Regions from separate parts of the Homo sapiens genome. Here region 2 is linked to region 1. Evidence: chromatin loops called from intact Hi-C (ENCODE). Cell type or tissue: dorsolateral prefrontal cortex. All regions are shown on one strand. Links, peaks and the distances in the headings refer to the core of each region. The heading gives the core; the rest is flanking DNA.

Evidence for each region. Hi-C counts contacts between places; a loop is a spot of excess contacts. Peaks named below come from ENCODE experiments on the same cell type or tissue, not always from the same donor. Only the 100,000 strongest peaks of a DNase experiment are listed, where the experiment ranks them.
Region 2: it touches region 1 in a loop (2.3-fold over the local background); 2 of 110 quality-filtered maps call a loop at or near these places.

The regions. Positions count from the first base shown.
Region 1 is chr7:72,151,389-72,154,296 of GRCh38, forward strand. All of the region lies in intron 3 of CALN1 (calneuron 1), which reads right to left. Among named protein-coding and RNA genes, the nearest start is that of CALN1, 260 kb to the right of the region's middle. In dorsolateral prefrontal cortex, for the core only: no CTCF peak of the experiment used is centred there; a DNase peak (open chromatin) is centred at 1,603; H3K4me3 peaks cover 753 bases; H3K27ac peaks cover 2,500 bases.
Region 2 is chr7:72,333,022-72,335,929 of GRCh38, forward strand. All of the region lies in intron 2 of CALN1 (calneuron 1), which reads right to left. Among named protein-coding and RNA genes, the nearest start is that of CALN1, 78 kb to the right of the region's middle. In dorsolateral prefrontal cortex, for the core only: a CTCF peak has its summit at 1,249 (motif pointing left); a DNase peak (open chromatin) is centred at 2,568; H3K4me3 peaks cover 352 bases; H3K27me3 peaks cover 467 bases.

The sequences.
Region 1 (2,908 bases), core at 244-2,743:
TTAGACTAGAGCCATCCTAATAGTCTCATTTTACCTCGATTATCTCAGTAAAGATCCTATCTCTAAATGAGGCCACATTCTGATGTACTTGAGGGTTGGGGCGCCAACATATTATTTTTTGGGAGGACACAATTCAACCCCGTAATAGACCCACACGTCACATTCAGGAGTCTATCATCAGTGCTGCCTCCCACTTGGGGGACCCTTTCCAATGCGCTACCTTCTCCCACATCCTGCTCTCAGCCAGGGAACGTTCTGAATGTGCCTGCAAGACTAACCAGCTACCTTCCACCCATGTGCCTGCCCAGCAGATATCGTTTTTGTTGTTGTTGTTGTTGTTAGAGACAGGGTCTCACTCCATGGTGTAGGCTGGAGTTCAGTAGCACAGTCATAGCTCACTGCAGCCTTGAACTCCTGAGCTCAAGAGATCCTTTGATCTCAGCCTCCCGAGTAGCTGGGACTACAGGTGCATATCACCACACCTGGCTATTTTTATTTTTTATTTTTATTTTTATTCTTTTCTTTTTTTTTTTTTTTCAAGACAGAATCTCGCTCTGTCGCCCAGGCTGGAGTGCAGTGGCGTGATTTCGGCTCACTGTAACCTCCATCTCCTGAGTTCAAGTGATTCTCCTGCCTCAGCCTCCCAGGTAGCTTGGATTACAGGCACCCACTACTGCCCAGCTAAGTTTTGTATTTTAGTAGAGATGGGGTTTCACCATGTTGGCCAGGCTGGTCTTGAATGCCTGACCTCAAGTGAGACGCCTGCCTTGGCCTCCCAAAGTGCTGGGATTACAGGTGTGAGCCGCCATCCCTGGTCTATACATTCTTTCCAAACCCAAAGCTATGAAGAGATTTCATAGGTCTCTGCCTCCCCTATGGGGAGACCAGGGTTCTCTGTGAAAACAAAACAAAACAGGATGTTCTGTTTATGCCAAGATGACTGTGGCTTCAAGGCCTTCCCTCTCACATCTGCACCCATTTCTGTTGGTGTCTGATTTCCTGTGAGAGCCCTAGAGAGCTACGATCTTCACATAGCTGGAGTTTGCATGGTGCGAGAGAGCAACACATGAAAGAGATCTTTCTAGGGCTTCTTCAGTCCATTAGCATCTGATGACTAGTGACCAGTTTGATACAACCTATCTACCTGCCAGGAACCACAGGTCTCAGCAGTCCACAAGCCCAGCAATAGGAACAACACTGAGGAATCCATGGTTATGGTCCTAGAAGCAGAAACTTGAGATGTTTCCCGGCCAAAGCTGGTGCACATTGCCCTCCAGGAAAATTCAGGTCCTCAGACTTCAATTCCCAGCTACCAGCCGAGAGAGAGGCACCAGAGAGGATTAGAGTTTTTCCTAGTTTTTCTTAGGTTCTAAACGTGACAGGAAGCATTCCCCAGGCTACAGACTTGTTCCTCTAGGCTGTACAAAATCTGATTCAGGTCTTTCCAAGCTGGGAAAGGTTATCTGAGGTCACTCCATGGGGGAGAAGAATAAACAACTCCAAATAAGGCACTGTTTGTCCCCAGACTGTTCCTTGCCAGTTGGACAAACACACTCAAATACAAAGCTGTTTTGTCAGTATCTGAGCTATGTCCCTTTCATGGCTGAGTATCAATCAAAGCAACCACTAGAACAGGCTAGAACCTCAGTGTTCACACTGGGCTCCCCCGGCTACCAGAATCAAGCCACTTTTCCTATAAATCAGTCACAAACAGTGAATGTTAAGACTGGCACTTCTTGCTTAGAGACCCAAATTCTGTTCCAAGAAGAGTATTTAAGGATCTTCCTCTAACACCCCTTGGCTGCAGCAATCTTACCTGCCAGGGGACATTATTACAGCAAGATCACACCTACGCGTGGGCTGCTCCACCAAAAAATATGCCCACTGTTCCAGTAGGAGAGATCCTGCCTCTCTCTGCCCTTGGGGAACCTCTAGGGCAGACGTGGTGGCAGGATCTTGGTCAGAAATTGTCTACCTGCTGCCAGTACTGGATTTCTGGAAAGTTGTCAGCCAGGTGCATTGGCTCACTCCTGTAATCCCAGCACTTTGGGAGGTCGAGGTGGGAGGACTGCTTGAGGCAAGGAGTTCAAGTCCAGCCTGGGTAATATAACGAGACCTTGTCTCTACAAAATTAAAAAAAAAAAAAATAGCCAAGGATGGTGGTATGTGCCTACAGTCCCAGCTACTCGGGAGGCTGAAGCAGAAGGATCACTTGAGCCGGAGTTCAAGGCTGCAGTGAGCCATGATTCGTCACTGCACCCTAGTCTGGCCAACAGAGTGAGAACCTGTCTCTAAAAAAATAAAAAGAAAAAAGAAAAAGAAAGTTGTTAGAAAAAGGCCCTCTCTGAGTAAGGGGAGGTCTGTATGGTGCCCTGGCCTTTCATCGCAGGACATCCACTGGGTAGTTTCTGCCACTGGGCACTTGAAGGATGCTTTGAAGCACTCTGCCTAGTATCAGCCTGGGAGCTGGTCCTGGCTAACCTGGGCTTTGGTGGTTAGAATGATTTTTAAATGTGCCCAGTGCTCTTGACATGAGACTTTCATTTTTCCAAGGCAGCCTGAACCACTAACAATTCGCATTTCGGGGCAGTGGAGTGGACACTGGCCCAGAGTAACTTCTCTGTGAATTGGACACTAGGAGGGAGGTCTCCAAGACTGGATCTCATGATGAGATGTCCCTGCAATGGTGTTGGAAGCATCCCTTTTACCAGGAAAGCCTCAGGCTAGATCACAGAAGGCTGGGATTGGGAAAATAGAAATGGCTTCAACTCCTAGAAAGATAAAATAATGACCTAGGGCCAGACAAACTGCTTCTTTTAACTAAGGAGGGAAGTAAAATTAAAAAAAAAAAAATAGGGGCATACTACGGGATTATGGACACCTTGTCCAGCGTCATGCAAAATGCCTT
Region 2 (2,908 bases), core at 239-2,738, 180 kb after region 1:
TCTTTTGTACCTCCCTGTCTCAACCTTTAAGCACCAAGAACTCCAAACTACCAGCTGCTTCCTCATATTCTCCACGTGTTCTAATTTCTCAGACTTTCCCACCCTTTCCTCTGCACCAGAATACCCATGAAAAGCTAACCACGTCCTAATCATCCTTTAAACTCAGCTCAGACATCACCTCCACCCTTGCCTAGCTACCATCCATCTCTGTTCACAAATGTTCAACCCTAACACATGGTCTGGCCTCCCCACTAATCTGTGAATTTTTTGATGACAGGCACTGTGTCAACTTCATCTATCTATCCATACCACATAATAGGCACTGAATAAATGTTTGTTGAATGTTAAATGATTAAAAACTTAATTCACATTGAAAAACCCCAGGTTGGATGCAACAATGGTGTTTTCCTTTTCCTCCTTCCGAACCACATTTGGAATTATCCTCAAATTGAGCGTTCTGAGAAATCTGCCAATGTTCTGCTAATCTTGAAGGATGGTTTCATAGCTTAAGAGTCAGAACTCACACTGTTTTAACGAGCATCAGAGGCTGTTGCTGGTTGCACTGCTTAATGGTTCTCAATCGTGAAAGGACATTTCAGACACTCTGACTACACCAGCTGAAGTCCCAAGTGAACCTATACCAACATGGGTACAGAAAGGGAATATGCAGAAAAAAAAAAAAAAAAAGCTTACCATCAATCATCAAACCAGTCTGGGCTCAAACCAGTACAGGCACACGTGACAAAGAAAGGGTTTTGCTGTGGGATTCTCCTTCCACCCCAGACCAACTGCACAGACACAGCTCCTCCTGTGCCTCAGTTTCCTCACCAGGAATGAGGAATGAGCTGCTGACCTAGATTCACTCAACGAATATAGGGCACCCACTCTGTGTCTGACTCTAAACAAGTTACTGCAGGTCAAAGGTTCCCAAAATACTTTTCCTAAGGAAGCAATGTGGAAAGTGCCCCGCACATAGGATCGAAACCCAGCCTGTTAGCCTCAAACCGTAACTCTGCTTCTGACCTGCAAGCTTCACAGCCCCAGGAAAAGTGATTTCACTTCCCTTTGCATCAGTTTCCAAACACGAAGAATGAGGATGACATGAGCTCAAAGGTGTGAAAGGGTCTGGCACACAAGTAGGGTCTCAGAAATCTGAATTAAGAGGGTCTCCGAAGGCTTTAAACGTCCAAAGTCTATCAATTGGAATTTCTCTCGTAATGAGAACCAGTGCCCCCTTCTGACAACCAGCAAACACTGCATAGGTGGTCAATACAAGAATGTGGTAAAAGACACCACTGCACACACCACAACAGAAGGAAGGACCAGCCACAGATATCCCACCCTGGCTGGTGACCCTCAAGAGACCAGTTTCTATGAAAAAGAAATTTCTAAATGCGACCCCAGCCCTGCCCAATATTTATGAACGGATCAGAAGCTACCCACTGGAGAGATAAATGTAAAACTCAACAATGAACAGTTGTCATCCACCCCTCAACCTGTACCCCCCCTCCCCTTACAGAGGAAAGGGCATCATGTGTGTCAATCAAGTCTTGCCCATCGTTTCTCAACAGAAGCAGCTGAATTAAATTATTTTCGTTCTAAAAAGCCCTTATCCTGCACCCTAGCCGAAGGCCTGATTACTGGCAATAGTTGCTTTCAGAGTTCAGGGAAAGGTGACATCTTGGTGAACAATTCTAAGAGGATTTAGCTCTCCTCCAATAAAATATCGTGAGGATTGGATTTCCAAAGAGTTTTGTTTTCATTACTCCACTTGGATACACCCAGTAACCAACTTCACCATTGTAGAACAGCTTCTCAGTAAACAGCTTCATGCAGCTATTGCCATGAAAAACCCACACGTCTGCAGTGAACTCAACAAACAGAGCCATTCCACTGGTCTTCCACCAGGGCAGGCTACTCTGGAAACACAGCTCAGGGCATCCTTGGGGCTTTGGTAGAAGACCCCACCAACTGCCGGGGGAACTAGCAAAGTTATGCAGTTCCTGGAGCCCTGGAATGAATCCTAAACTGGGCGTGGTGACAGAACCACAAGGCCGAGAGGTCTGAGGTGACACCTGGACATGAGTACAGGTAGCAGATAAAAATCAAAACTCCACATTCTTCTTCCAACACCTCCTCCCACCCCACAAAAAATGAAATAAAACCACGAACAAGCCAAGAAGGAGAGCTGGAATGGGGCTTCTATGAAAAACACGTCCTGTTCTAGCCTCAAGACAATTTCACACCAAATGGCTTTAAATTCCTTTCCAAAGCTCTGATGCCCGAATTGAAAAATAATTTCCCTTTTTGAGCAAAAGTCATCAGTTAAAGAAGCAGAACCTGAAAATGCTAGGAGCTCATGAGTTCTATGTGCACGAATGTTGCGTGTGTCTCAACACACACAGCGCAGAAATCTACCCATTCTTTCTGAGAAGGTCATCCCAACTCTGTCGCAGAGGCTACTGTGGGTCACTCTAGAATGTAGTTATTATCACCACTAAACAGACTTCCCAGCCACACACAGCCGGCGCTAAGCTGCTATTCCCTGAGCCCAAAAAAGTCTCCTTTTTTGCAGAAAACCGGCTCAGGGCCTGGGGATGGCTGGCGCCCCAGTCTTGGCACTCAGGGAACTGCAGGCACCGCTTCACCCAGGAGCTACGGGCTTCGACCCAAATGGAAGAAAGGCGCCTTCCTCACACAAGCCTCGTCCAAGAAAAAAGAGCAGTGGGAAACGATGGTGGGCTGGTGGCCCGGGCGCACGTGGCCCAAGGCTAAGACGCAAGCCGATCCCCTCGGTGCACGCTCTGTACCCCCAGCCCGTCTGGATGGGGCGTCCCCCGCTCGCCCTCGCCCCAAGGGTGGCCCAGAACTACCTGCTGCTGCCTAGGCGCCCTCGGACCAAGTCTCG